Regions from separate parts of the Homo sapiens genome. Here regions 2, 3 and 4 are each linked to region 1. A link is an interaction called in ENCODE POLR2A ChIA-PET data of the cell type or tissue named here. Cell type or tissue: GM12878. All regions are shown on one strand.

Region 1 (4,000 bases):
GAGCAGCTTAGTATCTCTCACAAAATAAAGAGCACGTTATTAGATCTTACAATTCCCACCAGAAAGAAACACAAAGCTTTAAGGTCATTCTGGTGTCTAGAGGCAGCATATTTAACCCTTGGGGATGTGGCTCCAACTCATATATCAGGAGCCATGAACATCGCCCACTGTTTTGGAGCCCAGAGCAGGGAGGTTCTGCACCAGGTTCAGGCAGGGGTATGAGTGTCCTGCTGTTGGGACCACAGAATCCAGCAGACTCTACCATAGTCACAGAATTGGTGATAGGAATGGAAGAATTTATGATAGGAACTGAAAACTCATGTTTACGCAATCTCTCATGGGAAAATCCCATGAGATTTTCCCAATGGGATTCCAATCCCATGGGATTTGGAACAATTCCATGTCATCCACAAGAGAGAATTATATTCATTTGGAAAACAACTCTCCCCATGTGCTCTTGTTCCCTGGTAGATACAGGACAGCATCGGACATTCAGTGACCAAGCAGCCAGAACTGCCAGATTCCCCCGTCGTGTGCTCAGGCAGACCCCAGCAGCGATCCCTGGTGAGACAGATGTGACACAGCTAGGATGGAGCAGGAGCAGGGCCCCAGAGCTGAGTAACCTGTGGGTGGTCCACAGCCAAGTTTGCATCTCTCTTGCTCTAGCACTGCTCCCTGGGTTTACACTTACGTTGTGTGGGTAGCAGTCCCTCTGCTCAGCTGATGGAGCAAAAATTTCCAGAGTAGCCCAGCAATGAACTGGATCACCATGAAGTAGAGCACAGCTGCACTATATGGGTGTACTAAGGGGTGGCATTAAGAGACAATGGAGAGGGGACATCTTTCCTGCATGAGGGCATGGCGCCTGGTCATTCATTTTGTGAGGAAAGGTGAGTGGCCGGATGCCAGGGCAGATAGGGGCTTAGGGCAGTGGGAAATGACCTGGGCAGGTGTTCCAGGGACTGCAAGAGAAAAACTTGGAAATGGGGGAAGTGGAGTATGGGCAGAAGCCTGTGGGTGGTCTTTGGGCACGGGCACCACACAGAAGAAACTTTGAATCATAGGTTAATAGCCCATAGAGTGTCCATGATGGACATAGTGCCAAACACCCAAGTGGTCAGAAAGAAGAGATCAGGGGTGGTCAGCCACTCTGTCAGGTGACATGTGCCCCACAGCATGGGTATCCACTCGTAGGCTCTGAGAGTGTGTGGGTCGACCTTAACGTGGAGTCTAGGTGGACCCCACAGCGTCCACTCCAGCTTACACCGTTTTGAATATAAGGCTGCCAGGAGATTCAGGAACTTAAGTGCTAGGGAAATGCTGAGGACTAACCTAGGACGTCTGGGCCAAGGGGTGACCCAGGCTTCACCATATGGAACTCACATCCTTTACCACTAGATGAAAGATACGCTTTGTGTGTCCTTTCATCCAGGCCCTCTTTCACCAGCTTTATCCTGGGTTAGAAAACCCCAAAACAGCCTGTCCACACAGCCTCAAATCTCCTCCTAACCCACTCTCTGCAGAGCCTGCCTGAAGGGCTGGCATGTGGAAACCCAGGTCTTTTGCCACTACGTGCATGGGCCACTCTGTCTGCCCGTCCATTCAGGCTCTCTTTCACCAGCTTTATCCTTGGCCAGAAAAACCCCAGGATAGCCTGTCACACAGCCTCAAATCTCTTCTTAACTCACCCTCTTCACAACCTGCCTGGAGGGCTGGAGGGAAGAGCAGCCTGGGGGTCACAGAACTGGGTGAACTGGACCAGCCCTGCTCATGGCTTTGTCCACAGCCATCCTGGGGCTGGAGAAAGAGGGTGACACAGATTGGGAAGGGGTTTGTGTCTCACTTCCTAATCTGCCTGTGTCACTGTGGGCTCATCACTGTTTCTATTGTACCTGTGACAGTAATAGTCAGCCTCGTCCTCAGTCTGAGCCCTGCTGATGGTCAGGGTGGCCATGTTCCCTGAGCTGGACTCAGAAAATCAGAAATTCCTGAGGGCCGCTTGCTGCCTTCATATATCACCAGTATGGGCCTGGTCTGGCTTCTGCCAGAACCAGTAAACATACTCATCTTTGAGGTTATCTCAAGAGCAGGTGATCATGGCTGCCTGTCCTGGTGACACTGACACTGAGGGTGGCTGTGTAAGCTCATAGGAGCTTGCAAGAGAGGACAGGAGAGGAGGCTTGTAAATGATGAATCTGTTCCCAGGGGGTCCCACCCTGAGGTTGTGCCTGGGATGAACTCATGTTTGGGCAGGCCCAGCTCAGGATCCTATGGGTTCTGAGCCTGAAGGAAGGGCTTGGGGGCAGCACCTGTGCAGAGAGTGAGGAGGGGGAGCAGGAGAGGGATCCAGGCCATGGTGAGACACCCAGAGCTCTGCCTCCTGAGCCCACAGCACAGCTGGGCTCACCAGCTCTCTCTTATTGCCTCTCAGGCCGTTTGAGGCAGTGAGTGTTTGATGCAAATCGGCATCCTCTGGGACTCCTCACTGAAGGATGTCACTCAAACCAGCTCTGTGGGAAGCACAGCAGACTGAGGAAGAAGAAGTGGGTCCCAGCTCACTTTATCTGCTTCTCTGGTCAGAAGATCAGACTCCATCCTTGAAGGCCTGTGATCACAGTCACCTCCTGGAGTTTGGCCACATGACCACTGTTTTATACCATCCTGGCCTGTGCTGTGTCCTAGGCCAGGCTCAGCAGGGCTGTGGACCTTCCAGGAGCCTGGCCATGGGGCTGAGCTGGGCCGTGCTGAGAGATCATCAATGACACCTGACTCAGCAGCAGGTGGGCCAGGAACCCATCATCTTCCTCCTCCTCCAAGTCAGCTCTGGGTTTCCCAGACTCACTTGGTCCTGTCCTGGTAGTTTAATTAGAATGTGGTTCTGTGTCTTTAGGATACTTATATCCTAAACTTGATTTCCATTACCATGGTTTGGTCCTTTGAGCAGCCACAACTCATGTGGATTCATTACACAGTCTAGTCTCGTTTCTCACCTGAGTTGCTCCTTGTATGACACCCCCCATCTCTCTAATAGACTAGAAATTGCCATCCTCTGCTCTTTGATTCTTTATTTTTTCTCATCAGTGTTTCATATAAATGTGTAAAAAGCACCAGAAACCCAGACCTGACTGAGAAACTAACTTTAGGTTATTTGGTCTCTGTGAGGGTTCCAGCGTCGTGGTCTCTGAACACCCATGAGCTCTGGAGGGTGGGGGATCCCTGGTCCCTCCAGCCAGACAGATCTTGTCACTGAGCCCAGGATAGTCCCATGGTCAGAGCTGTGGCCTGAGGCAGGTGAACATTCCCTTCCCTCTGGAGAGCATCTCCGCAAGGAGGCTGGGAATGCCCCATCCAGGGACCAGGATCCCAAATGTCCCACGCCACCCACCTGAGAATCCCCTGAGCATAGGAGCTGCCTCTGAGTCAGAGTCGGCCTGGAGCTGGAAGGAGAGGGAGAGGGAGGGGGTGGTAGGGTGTCTCTGGAAGTGCCAAGTGTAGAGGGCTCAGCTCCCCAGGATGCTGCTGGACACGGAGGAATGAGACCCTTAGAATGGCAGGAGGCTCAGGCAGCCATCCTGGGTGAAGGGCTTGAGCCCCGGGAGCCCTGTCCCCTCACACTGTTCCCCCTCCTAGAGCACCTTGACCTCGGAGCGTCTCTTAGGAAATCCTAGCCCTATGGGAGCTGCCCAGGCTGACACCAGGGCCCAGGTGCCTCCAGTTGTGTTTCCCAGCTGAGGCCGTCACTGTGCCTGGGCCCCTGTCAGTATCCTGGGTGATGCTGTGTGTCTGACCCTCAGAATATGAACACTGCAGCCCCAGGTGACAGGAGGGACTATACCAAACTTCCAAAGTGAGGACTGATCCCTTGAACACCTGTTGACCACCCCCCACAAAGGCTGGCCTCCTTCATAGGCTCCTCCTGGGCAGCCCCAGCCTCTCTTCTGGCTGCAGCTCTGCTGCCCTCTGCTGGTGGAAAAGACAGAGCCCAGGCACTTGCCTTCTC
Region 2 (4,000 bases), 93 kb before region 1:
GGGGAAAATTGTACAACTTTCTTGAGAATTATTAAAGTATACTAATGGGAAAGACAGAGGATATTCATGGATTGAAAGGTGTCAATTCTTCCCAAACTGGTTAGTAAACTATCCATTCATTCAACGTGCAAAATTCCTGTACATTTTTAGGGGGATAGAAGAGTAGCTGATTCTAGGGAAGAGAAGCTCAGATCTTCTTGACAGAGAGGAGCACCCTCCTCCTTCCTGGTCACCTGGGCAACTTCAAGGTCATGACCAGAGGGAACCTGGGCCCCTCTATCGCCCGCCCAGAATTCTCCCTCTCCTTCCCCAAGCCCAGAAGCCGGCCACGCTGTTCCCAATGGAGGGAGCATTTCCTCTACCATGGACACAGCCCAGGCTCAGCTTCTGCTCTGGGGCACAGAGGGGAGGGGCTCTGAGGGCGGGAATCCTGTGGAGGGGCACAGCTCCCTGTGCTTTCCGGGGGTCGCACTACCCAACCCGGTGGCCCCCTCTTGTCCTGCAATCCCATCCCGGCTCCGGTGGCCCACTTCACCCTCCTCGGCCACCAAGGGTCTCTGCCCCCATGCTAGCAGTGCTGGGAAGGGCCCCAGTCTGTGCAGACTCAAAAGAGTAGGGACCAGGACTGCAACCTCTGAATAAAACCATGGGGAAACTGAGGCTCAGGGAGGCCAAGGTCAACGAGGCAGGAGCAGAATGGGCATCAGGGTGGCAGGGTCTGGTGACCTTCGAGTGACGCCCGGCGGGCTGGGCCTCGCCCTTGGGCTTTACCTGGTTCTCATTTGGTGCCAGATGTCTGTGCTCTCTGGGGATAGGAACATCCCAATCGTCCACAGTTCCAAGGCAGGGTGTGGTTGTGGGGCATGAGATGGTGGCCCTGCTGGGCTGTGCATTAGTCTGGCTGCTCTGGGGAGAACTCAGTTCATAGTAAACCCAAATATAGACGTGTGTCCCTCTAGTTACAGGGTGAGTGTGTGTCCTTGGGAGGCATGATGTATGCACGGGGACATGCAGGGGCTCACTGGCCTGTGTTTGTGAATGAATAACCCAGACAGCCCAGATGTCCATCCACTGGGGATGGGCCGGGACCAGCGTCTATTTGTATGTTGAACCATGGAGCTCTGTCTTATTTATCTAGTTGCATCTCCTAGTACTAGAGATATACATGTAGCAAGTTAGAAGGAGCGTGACAGGTTCCACATGATGTTGTTCAGGTGCATTTGAAAACTGAGAACAAATGCAAACTGCTCAGCATGGTCTGTAAGGCCCCAAGGAACCCCCACCCCCGCCTGCAACCCAGCTCCCTCTACCCCTTCCCTCCCTCACCCCTCCTCTCTTCTTGGATCTGGCCACATGGCCTCCTTGCTGTTTCTGCAATTCGTCAGCAGAGTCTCACCCCAAGGCCTTCGCACTTGCTGTTTCTGCCGCCAGGAGCGCTCCTCCCCAGGCACCTCCACAACTGGCCGGTCCCCTCATTGACTCAGGGGTGTCCCTTCCTGACCATCCAGCTAAACCAGCAGTTGTCACAGTCTCCCGTTTGACCCTGTCTTTTTCGTAAAGAACTCATCACATCACAAATGACAGCATCACGTGGTGTTTGTTCCAGGCCTATGTCACCCAATGGCACTTGGTTCCAGGGCTTGGCCCCCGAGGCCACCACTGGGTCCCCTGGGCATAAAGCCACATCCAGAGCTGTTGAATGGCTGCATGTGGAGTGAGCAGCACTGGGTTTCTCTCAGGGAAAAGGGGGAGGGAAACGGAGGGGAATCTAACCTGATCAGTTGTATTTTCCTCTCAGTAAAAGCCTGTGATAGTTGACAGCAGGCTAGCATTTGTTACTGCTGTGTGTCAATGTTCTTGGCATTTCTGTGTTTTCCTAAAGCCCAGGCAGGCCCTCCCCTCCTATACCCCGTCCCACCTGGCACAGAGGAGAGCCGTTTCTGGGACTCTCTGGCCTGGAAATTCCTCTCCCCCAAGGTGTCTTCTTCCCTCCCGGGGGACCGTGCACCCTGTGTATGTGACAGGTGGGTGTACAAGGGCCCCCAGATCCTCTGCTCCAGCCCCTCCCTTGGGAGAGGGCCCAGCCTCTGGGCTCTGACAGGGCCTCAGGAGCTGGAGTTATTCGGAATCTGAGTACCCGGACCATTGGTGGTGGGTGGAGGGGAGGGCTGTACCACTTTCCTGATGAGGGACCTTGGCCAGGTCACATCCCTCTCTGTGAAAGGAGATAATGATCTTGCCAGACTTGTGCATCCTGGGATTTCCGGATGAAGACTCCTGGGGGTTGTGACTGATAAGACAGAGACCTTCTAGAGAAGGGACAACAGTGGCCACTAGAGGGCGCTATCGACTCTGGCTCTGGCCAGTGCATGTGAGTGGGTGTGAGTGTGTGAATGCGTGTGTGTGTGTGAATGAGTATGAATGTGTGTGGATAAATGTGTGAGCATGAATGGGTATGTAAGTGTGACTGTGTGTGTGTGTGTGTGTGGATGTGTGTGTGTGTGGAGCCCCTTGTACAGGCACAGTTAGGATATGTCAGCCAAGGATGCAGCTGGGATGCCTTCACGTGGTGACATCCCTGTTCAGGTGACACTGCAGTGCACGGTTACCACATGGCTGGACTCCTGAACACTCAGCCATCCTGCTCTGGGGCAATCTTCCTATAGCCTCGAGCTCCCTGCCCCAAGAGTGGTCCTGAGGCTCCTTGGTCTGGGGGTGGGCACAGGACAGTGGAGTCACTCTGGCTCTAGCGCTGGAAGGAGGGGAGGCAGGAGGGGATGGCTGCTCTGCTCAGACCCTGCGTATCCCTCACATTCAATAAACTGGGCTGGGATGTTTAGTGTTGAGCAAGCTTCAGCCACGCATGCCCTGAGGAAGGAACACGTGCAGGGCCTGTGTGAACTGCACTGGGGCCCCCTATCCAGAGAGGAACCCCGGGGCCGGGTAGACTGGGGTGGGGGTGCCAGCTCTCTAACCTCCCCAAAGACCCAAGGGCTCCTCTGCTCAGAGTGGTCAATGTGGAGTCTTGGGGTGCTGGAGCCCAGCACCCTTTGCAGCCTCGGGGTGCTGGTCATGGGGCTGGATCCCAGCTAAGAGGGGACCTCATCAGGGCCAAGTGTGTGTGACAGCATCCTGTGGGGGAGCACTGGGCCTTAAGACTGGCAGCCAGGCTCACAGCTGGACCCATGACAAGTCCTTTGTCCCCTCTGGGCCTCAGTTTTTCTGTGTGGCTGAGTGGTGAGGTCCATTCTCTAAGACTCTTTTGGTGTCCCCCAGACCCCCCTGCCTCCTGGGGCAGCTGGGCTGGGCACCTGGGACCCATGAGGGGCTGACAGCCCAGGATCTGAGACCTGGGCCAGTGCAGAGCTGGGGGCACCAGGCCCTGCTGCTGGAGGTGCTGGGCTGAAGATCCCCCCAGCCTCCCACAGCAAGGGCAGCCACCCCAGGAGAGCCAGGCTGGGGACTGAAGACTTGGGAACTAAGGAGCTAGGGATTATCTGATGCAGGAGGGGCCAAATCTCCTTCCTGGGCTCTGAAGGTGGAGACAGTGGCCACCAACAGGGCCTCTCCAGCCATCCCTCAGCCCCACATGTGCACACCTCACAGACTCCAGCCCACAGACCCCTGACCTGGAATAGCTCTCCCAGCCCCCACTTGCAGCCCTCCTGCCTCCCTAGATCTCCAGAGCAGCCAGAGGCTGAACTCATAGCCCTGAGCCTTCTCCAATGGTGGTGTCAGTAGCAGTGGGGGTGGTTGGTGCTGCCAGAGAGAGACACAGAGCAGCCACGGTGGAGGCTGCGGAGGTGGAGGAGTCTGAGGCCTCCCTGAGGAGGGAGCTTGGGGCCTGGTTCAGGTCACCTCACAGTGGATGCTCTGGGGAGTTTGGAGGAGGCCCTGGGGGCCCCTCTATCTTTCCTATTCTCAGTGTAGAGCTGGGGTCAGGTGGGGCAGGTGGGAGCCCAGTTCCTGTGGATGCCTCTCCTTCCACACCCTCATGGGT
Region 3 (4,000 bases), 78 kb before region 1:
AGCTGGGCCTGAGTGAGCTCATTTCTAGGGGCTCCAGGCAGGGGACCAGGAATGTCATGGTGACTGCCTGGATGTGGCCCCTAGTGAGGCTCTCCTGGCCCCTGGCCCCCATTGTAATGTCCAGCACTGCTTACCATAGTGCTAGGTGGCTGGGCTTGGCTTCCTCCCCCTCATTATTAGCCATTATGAAGAACGTCATTCAGTCATTTAGCAAACAGTTACTCTGAGCTTGGGCAACCAAAATTTGTTGTTTAAACTGGGATGTTCCTGGGAGTGGAAGGGGCACTATTAATAACTTCACGAGTCTCTCTGATAGATGTGGGTGGGGGTCCTGGAGGCAGCCCAGGCCTGGGTCTCTGGGCAGAGCCCACCATTACTGCTACAATGGGCCAGGCACGGCCAGGCCTGGGTCCCGAGCTGAGGCTGGGTACACATAGGCACCTGGGAAACTGCAGCTGATTGGTGGCCAGTGGTCTGGGGACCTGGATGGGGCTAAGGGTCACCAGGGGCTGGACACTGCTCTAGCATCCACCTCAGCTTCCAGAGTCAGTGGCACAAACTGGGAATGTCCTGGAAAATGCAGGATGCAGGTCATCCCCCTCCCCTCAGACCTTGCCCAGCCCACGTGTTTCCTGGGGAGACCACCCTTGTGAAATTACTGGCCAAACAGGGTCAGGTTTGATGTGGTCCCAAGTGACCAAGTGACAAAGACTGACCCTGATCCTGACCCTACTGCCCCTGCTGATGTCACTGTGTTGACATTTCCGTGGCCCATCTGCAATCCTCAAGATGACCATGTAGGAGAGCAGTTTCCCCAGATCACCCCAGAAAGAGGGAGTCCTCACGCTTGGGTTGTTACAAGAGGTACGGGTGCCTTTTGAGGTGTTTGCATAACTAAGCATTTTGGGAAAAGACCTAGTCTTCCCGGCCTCCGTTGATGCCAGCTAGGGATGCTTCTGAATCCCCGAGGGAACTGGAGCATCTCACGTGTGGCGCAGGGGATCCTGGGCAGATTTGGGGTCATTTTTCCTTCACGTCTCATTCAGCACAGGGAAGAGGACCAGTGTCAAGTCATGACACACGACTCTTTCAGGGCCGTAGAAGCTGGTCCTTAGGTCAGGGATGGAGCCCAGGGTGTGGGGTCAACATCAAGGACTCGTGTCCTGCAGGCGGGGTGGGTGGGGAATCCAGAACCTGGCCCTGGTGTGACAGAGACTCTGGAGAAGAGGATGACATGTCGGGAGGGAGGAGCAACATCCTCAGCATTGTGCTGTGTCATTAGCAGTGGGCATTGCGAGTGGATGGTGATTATTTCCTCTATGTCCCCAAAATTCGCATGTTCTAGTTGGCTGGAAACTTGATTTTGGACCTTTGTGTTGAGGAATGGGGGCTTGCCTGGGATCTGGTGGCCTCGTTATGGGGCATCTGAGCTGGTTTGCTTGTTCCCAGGTGAGTGTCGATGTCCCCCTTCTTGCCCCTGGATTCAGTGAATATGGGGGTTGAAGGGTAATGGTGCCTTTGTCCAGGCCTGGCTGGGGACACTCTCTTGGTGGCTTTGCAGGCCCCACAGGAGGCTGGGCCTGATGGGAGAGTCACCCACTCAGTTCATAGTAGCTCCCAGTCCTTTCCTCCCGCAGGGCCCTGAGCAGCCACCCCCCTCTCCTCCAGCAGGGCCCCTGCACCCCCTCCCAGGCTATTCTGGGCTCTGGCTTTGCTGTAGAGGAAGCCACAGGGCCCCTCCCTGATCTGACTCAGAACACCTCCCTCAGCCCAGGCTGCAGCTAAGCAGGGCCAGGGCCAGGACGAGTTCCTCTCACCCCATCCCCCACTGTGACACTCTTCCCTATACCTTGAGGGGTTCCCCCAGCACAGACCAACCCTCCTTCGGTGTCATGAGGCCATCACTCGTGAGGGGCTGGCCCCGGTCTGAGCTAGACACAGTGGCATGTGAAGACAGGCGTGGGCTAAGGCCCAACTCGGCTACTCCTGAACTGGGTGGAGCCTGGGCAGCGCTGGTGCATCCATCATGGTTCACGTCCCCTCTGTGAGGTGGGCAATGGCAGCTTTAGGCCTCAGGGTCACTGTGAGGGTCAGTGAGGGACTGTGATGTTCCCACTGTGGCCCAAGGATCACAGCTGGGGCTCTCTCAGATGGTTCTTTCAGTTAAATCTTTTCCTGAGTGTGGGGAGATGCTCCTGCTGCCCCAGACACTCCCTGGGCAGAGTGCCAACCTTGGAGACTTGACAGGGTGGGGGCAGTGGTGTCTCCATGTCGTTCTCCAAGCTTGTGAGCTCCTCTAGGGCAGGTGGTCCTGGGCTGCATACACCAGCCCCTGGCCCACAGCTGAGAGTTTGTTGAATGAATGAATGAGTGAGTCTGAACAAATGAATGGATGAATGAATGAATGAAAAGCCCTTAGGGCCGAGGAGTCATGAAAAGAGGCGGGCATGGGTCAGCCGGTAACCTACTGTGTGACCCTAGGTGGGTCATCACCCCTCCCATCGGAGCCTCAGTCCTCTCATCTGTGAAATGGGCACATGAACACCTGTCCTGGCTCTGCTTTGTAGACTCAGAGGGCACCCCCATGGCTGCCCTCCTGCCTGCCTCTTTCACCCACTGAGTCAACAGAGAATGAGGAGCCCAGGTCTGCCCATCCCACAGAGCCACAAGGGGGTTCATGCACTCAGCACCATCTCTTGGCCTTGCCCAGGCACGGCCTCAGGATGGAAGGGTGGCCTAGGTCAGGGGCCTGGGCAACCACTGTGCTGCCCTGAACACCTGCAGGACCTGGGCAGGCTCAGCCTCCTCTGCACGCCTTAGGGAAGGGGCTGGCTCTGGGTTGACCTTGGATCAGAGTCCCAGTGCCCACCATCTGTGCAGCCCTGGGCAGCTGTGGGACTCGGGCAGGCTGCTGGTCTCCGAATCTCCGTCTCCTCATCTGTAAGGTGTGCGGGACATGGACACGTGCCTCCTGGGGTGGTTTGGGATCCCATGACATAGAGAGGACAGACGCCAGTGCAGGGTTTCCCTGGAAGTGGCCCTGGGCCAGGTGGCAGGTGAGGTAGCATCTTCAGCAGAGCCGGGAGCAGTTCCACTGTCGAGCAGTGGCCATCGAGGGGCTCAGTGATACCCAGCCCAGCACCTGGCTGAACATCGGAGGACGTGAGGGGTGCAGCCCCTGCTTCCAGGCTCCCGTGGTGTCCCAGATCGGTGCTGGGCAGGGCGGCACCAGGAGAGCGTGGTCAGCAGCCCTGGGCAGCCATCAAGCCTGAGGCACCACTGGGCTGAGGGCTGGGGCCGGGGAAGGAGCAAGGAACCCTTTTACATTCCGGTAGTTCATGAATCACACAGTGAAAGAAAGAGTCACCAAGGGTGCTAGCTGCCGGTGGCCCTGATGGGGCAGCAGCAGAACAAAGTGGGAGGGGACCATAGAAGAGAGGACCTTGGCGGGGGGTGGGGGTGGGGGTGGGTGGGTGAGGGGCTTCAAGATGACGAGAATGATGTGAGTTGCCAAGCCCATCCTGAGGTCAACAGAAGGAGGACAGTGAGGGGACCATTGGATTGAGCCACGTGCAGGCCACTGGGGCTGTGATGGGGTGGTGGTGAGACTGCTGGGCTTGAGGCAGGAAGGGAGGGGACCGTGGAGGCCAGGAGCCCTTGATTACCACTTGTAAAAGGCAGGAGAGAGGGAGGGGCAGCCAGAGGAAGGCAGCATTCACATTTTATTACTTCTTCCTGGCAGGACCACATTTGTGCTCCTAAGGTGACCATCAGGAGGGTCTCTGGCCCTTCATACTGAGATGTTGAGGCAGAGAGACTGTGGTCCAGGTTCTCTCCAGGAAGAGCCCACCATTACTGCTGCAGTGGGCCAGGCAGGACTAGGTCTGGGTCCCAAGCCCAGGCTGGGCACATATGGGTGCTTGGGAAACCATAGTTGATTGGTGGCCAGTGGCCTAGTACCTGGATGGGGCCGGGGTCACCATGGGCTGGTCACTGCTCC
Region 4 (4,000 bases), 85 kb before region 1:
GAGTTACTATATAATGAATATAAGTATAATTAAAATAAACCAACTATAGGTAGTGCAGGGTGAGTTTCCAATAATAAATTCTAAACCAACTTCCATCATTCATGGAACCAGATATTCTATTCAGGAATTAATATGCATTCTCCCATACATTTCCTATTATACACATGGGAGGTAGCTACTCATATTAAATCAATATCAAATAGATGGGAACATGAGGAGAGAGATTAGCTACCAAGGTAAATTGTCATCTCTCAGTGGCAGAGAAATTTGTCAACCGAGGTCTTCCTAGAAATATGCTCTGACCTACCATACAATTCTTCCTGCCTGAGGAACTGGTAAAAACTCTCCAAGTCCATCCTGGCTTCCTTCTTTCCTTCCCAACTTCTGCTCATCCTGACCTGACCTTGTCCCAAGCTGCTCTATGGCTTTTATTGCTCTTTGCAGAAATCGCTTAAACTTTTTGTTTGCAGTTGCTCCCTCCTCTGTGTTTAACTGTATTTTAAGGGGGGGTTCATTTTCCAATCCTCTTTGCTAAATGTCGGCTGCTAGGTACTCATCCCCCCTGGAATGCCCTCTCTTTCCATTTTTATGACTCAGCAACTTTCCCTGGGCTTCCTGCCTCTGAGCTGGCTGGAGCTGTGAGACAATTTCGGGCTTTGGGCAGCACCTAAGACATACAGGATGCGAATCCATGTTAGGATCGTAGTGACCTCTTCCATATAATCCCCCATTGTACTACTCCTCAAGAGAGAACACTCTGTCTTCTCATCAGTGTAATCTCAAACCCTGCACCCTGACTGTTGTGGGTGTAGCAGACACACAAGAAATATTTGCTGAATGTTAAGTGAATTGGAATAAACATGTTGATTTAAGTGACAAAACCTTCTATTTTTCATAATAATAAATGTATAATGATTGTCAAAAAATGAAAAAAGTTAGATGTACAAAATGAAAACCAATATTACCTACAGTTTACCCCCGCAACCGGTAGCCCCGGGGAATAGATGTGGATACGGATGTGCATCTAGGTATGGATAAAAATGCAGGGATTCATGCACACACAGGTCACGTCTTATCTGGTGGCCTCTTTGGGATAATATGTTCAAGGCTTTTCAGATGCCATTCGCATCATCGAATACAGCATTTTTATAGGATCTTACATCTTAAATTGGCTTAATGTTTTGTTCTCCGATTATAAAATCTGAAAACAGGAAAAATTAAATAAGAATACAAAGCAAGTCTCTGATCCTGCACTGCCCAAGAGGCCCTGTTAGCGCGTTGGTATGGCGCCTTCCAGATCTTTTTCTGCATGAAATCATGGGCTTATCACAAAGATGGGAACTTCTTTCCTCACTTCTTCTTGCCCTGTTGTGAACATCTGTCTATGGCCCTTCTCCAAGGCCATCTGGGGATGTGGATGTGAGGCTGGCATCTGCTCTCGGGCTCTTTTCTGTCACGTTTTGCTGTTAGCTCCCTGGCTAACATCCACATGCACTGGCTCTCTGGCATCTCCATGATAAATTCTTATGAGCAGGATTTCTGGGTCAAAAGAGAGTGCATTCCCAGGCTGTGGAGACAGGGGACACGTTCAGGAGGGCCTAAAAGGCTGAACCGTGTCTCAGCCTTGAGGCCTCTCAGAATCGCCAGCTTGGGAAGTTAGGAGGCCTGTGGTTGCTCATCACTCCCTCACCAACTCGTTCTGCCCAGGGAAGGTCCTGGGGTGGGGGCTTCAGAGCCCTGTCCTGGCCACCCCCCTCCCTGGGGTCCTGCTGACAATCAGGGCCACTGCTGGCTGGTTCTGAGATGCCTTCTGGTGGACCCTGGGACCCAGGATGGAGCTCAGGGTGTGGGGAGGCAGCCAGGGGGCAGCATCAGGCCCAGGGGCTGGACTAGGAGGGGGTGGGGTGGGGCGCAGGCTCTACTGCCCCCACCTGTGAGCTGCACAAACATCCAGCAGCAGCCCTGAAACTGCCCCATGCTCCTCCTGGGCCACACCTGGGCCTGTTTGTCACTCATCCCATGCCCGGGTGGCCATGAGCTCAGTTTCTCTTCCTCTTATTTTTCTCCTTTTGTCACTCTGAGTTCTGGTTTCAGCCAACTTGGGGTTAAATTTAGCCTGGGGATTTCCAGGGGTGGCCAGCTGCAGGCAGGGCCACCAGAGCTGGGAAAGCGCATCCCCCAACCCCATCCCTTGGCCTGGCCCCCACCCTACTCCCATCTCAGGCCTCCCTGGCCAACCCCTTCACCCAGGAATCTGCTGGTTTCCTGAATGGCTGGCACTCGGGGTCCCTGACCCAGTTCCTCCTTGACCAGAGGGAAGGCTGGGCCCAGGAAGGCAAAGGCATTTGCCCAGGTTCACACAGTGTCACCCGCAGGCCCAGGCAAGAGCAATGACTGAGGGTAGGTGAGGGTCCCCATAGGCCAGGCACAGCTTAGGCATCATCTCAATCCGCAAACCTACCTTGTGGGGAGGGACTCTTATCACCCCCTTGGGCAGATGAGGAAACTGAGGGCTACAGAAGAGAAGCAGATTGCTCAAGGTCAAGGGTTGATGAGGGCTGAGCATGGTGGGGGGACCCCTTCTCTGTCTGACACTGAGGTCTGGGCTCCCAGGGCAGATGCCCCTTTGGGAAGAACAGTGCTCTGGGCTCCCACAGGCCTTTGCAGCCACCCTCCTTCCTTGCATCTCCCAAGGCACAGGGAAGGAATGGCCATCAGGGCCTGTAGCCCTAACTCTCATCCATGCTGCTTTCAGGCCTCTTTTCTGCACCCCTGAAATGGGGCTGGAGCTGTGGAATGGTGGAGGAAGTGAACAATCTGGTCTCTGGCAGAGGGCAGTGGTCCACACAGCCACCCTCCATACAGGTCTTCTCCATGCAGGCTCCTCCACACGGGTCCCACCACACAGCGCCCTCCACACGGGCCCCTCCACACAGGTCCCCTCCACACAGGCCCCCTCCACACAGGCACCCTCCAACAGATCCCCTCCACATGGGCCCCTCTACCTGGCACCCTACCGACAGGCCCCTCCATGCGGGCCCCTTCACACATGATCCCTCCACGCGGGCCCCTCCACGCAGGCCCCTCCACATGGGCCCCTCCACACATGATTTCTCCACACAGGCCCCTCCACATGGGCCCCTCCACACATGATCCCTCCACACGGGCCCCTCCACACATGATCCCTCCACACGGGCCCCTCCACACATGGGCCCCTCCACACGTGGGCCCCTCCACATGCCACCCTCCATACAGGTCCCCTCCACATGGGCCCCTCTACATGGGCCCCTCCACACAGGGGCGCCTATGTGAGCTCGGGCAGATCCCTTTCTCTCCTGGTCTGTTTCTCCATTTGTCAGATGGGAGGCCCTGGGCTGGAAGTCAGGACACCACAGAGCTGGCTCTGGCTTTTTGGGATCTAACTGCTCTGGGCCTCAGTTTTCCTACCTGTGAAATGGGACCATGATTCTGGCTGTGGCCTCACAGAATCCCTGAGTGGCTCAGGTGGATAACATGTGTCCACGTGTTTTATAAATGGTACGGGACGATAAGGCCACTCAATAGCGTCTCAACACAGGATGCAGCTACCTGTAGAGTTGCAGATGTGGTCAGACCTGAGGTTTAGGGCCTCTACTCTCGGCCTTGCTCTCTCTGGGCCCTGCCCCTGCCCCTCTGCAGAGCTCTGGGGCTTGGGGCACTCTGGTCCACTGGCCTGGACCAGCATGAATGTTCATGGCCTTGGTCCACCGTCCAACCCAGAGAACTGTGCACCCTGCAGGGCCCTGCCTTGGGCCTGGCTCCCAGCATCCTCTGCTCATTCCCTCTCCTCCACCGGGTGGTCACTACCTGTGTCCTATGCAGGGCCCAGACCTCTTTTCTCCCTTGTTCCCTGCCCCCCTGGAAGCCTGGTCCATCTTGGAGCCCATCCATGTGGCACAGACTCCAAGGACTTCCTGGGTATTAAGTAGGGTGGCAGGCCAGGTGACGTGGGGGACAGAGT

Evidence for each region. Peaks named below come from ENCODE experiments on the same cell type or tissue, not always from the same donor. Only the 100,000 strongest peaks of a DNase experiment are listed, where the experiment ranks them.
Region 2: POLR2A ChIA-PET joins it to region 1 with 22 read pairs; 5 of 35 experiments call an interaction of 5 or more read pairs at or near these places.
Region 3: POLR2A ChIA-PET joins it to region 1 with 11 read pairs; 3 of 35 experiments call an interaction of 5 or more read pairs at or near these places.
Region 4: POLR2A ChIA-PET joins it to region 1 with 13 read pairs; 3 of 35 experiments call an interaction of 5 or more read pairs at or near these places.

The regions. Positions count from the first base shown.
Region 1 is chr22:22,848,525-22,852,524 of GRCh38, reverse strand. All of the region lies in intron 2 of LOC105372948 (a long non-coding RNA gene), which reads left to right. It also overlaps IGL and the pseudogene IGLV3-6. Among named protein-coding and RNA genes, the nearest start is that of MIR650, 28 kb to the right of the region's middle. In GM12878, a CTCF peak has its summit at 3,966 (motif pointing left); a DNase peak (open chromatin) is centred at 2,470; H3K27ac peaks cover 1,141 bases.
Region 2 is chr22:22,941,268-22,945,267 of GRCh38, reverse strand. No RefSeq gene overlaps it. Among named protein-coding and RNA genes, the nearest start is that of IGLL5, 55 kb to the right of the region's middle. RefSeq lists enhancers at 1,301-1,550, 2,191-2,280, 3,921-4,000. In GM12878, a CTCF peak has its summit at 2,338 (motif pointing right); a DNase peak (open chromatin) is centred at 2,387; H3K27ac peaks cover 2,860 bases.
Region 3 is chr22:22,926,698-22,930,697 of GRCh38, reverse strand. No RefSeq gene overlaps it. Among named protein-coding and RNA genes, the nearest start is that of IGLL5, 41 kb to the right of the region's middle. RefSeq lists enhancers at 1,354-1,413, 1,664-1,793, 2,144-2,193. In GM12878, no CTCF peak of the experiment used is centred here; a DNase peak (open chromatin) is centred at 1,837; H3K4me3 peaks cover 607 bases; H3K27ac peaks cover 3,024 bases.
Region 4 is chr22:22,933,802-22,937,801 of GRCh38, reverse strand. No RefSeq gene overlaps it. Among named protein-coding and RNA genes, the nearest start is that of IGLL5, 48 kb to the right of the region's middle. RefSeq lists an enhancer at 1,965-2,344 and a silencer at 3,515-3,604. In GM12878, a CTCF peak has its summit at 1,862; a DNase peak (open chromatin) is centred at 2,031; H3K4me3 peaks cover 805 bases; H3K27ac peaks cover 3,421 bases.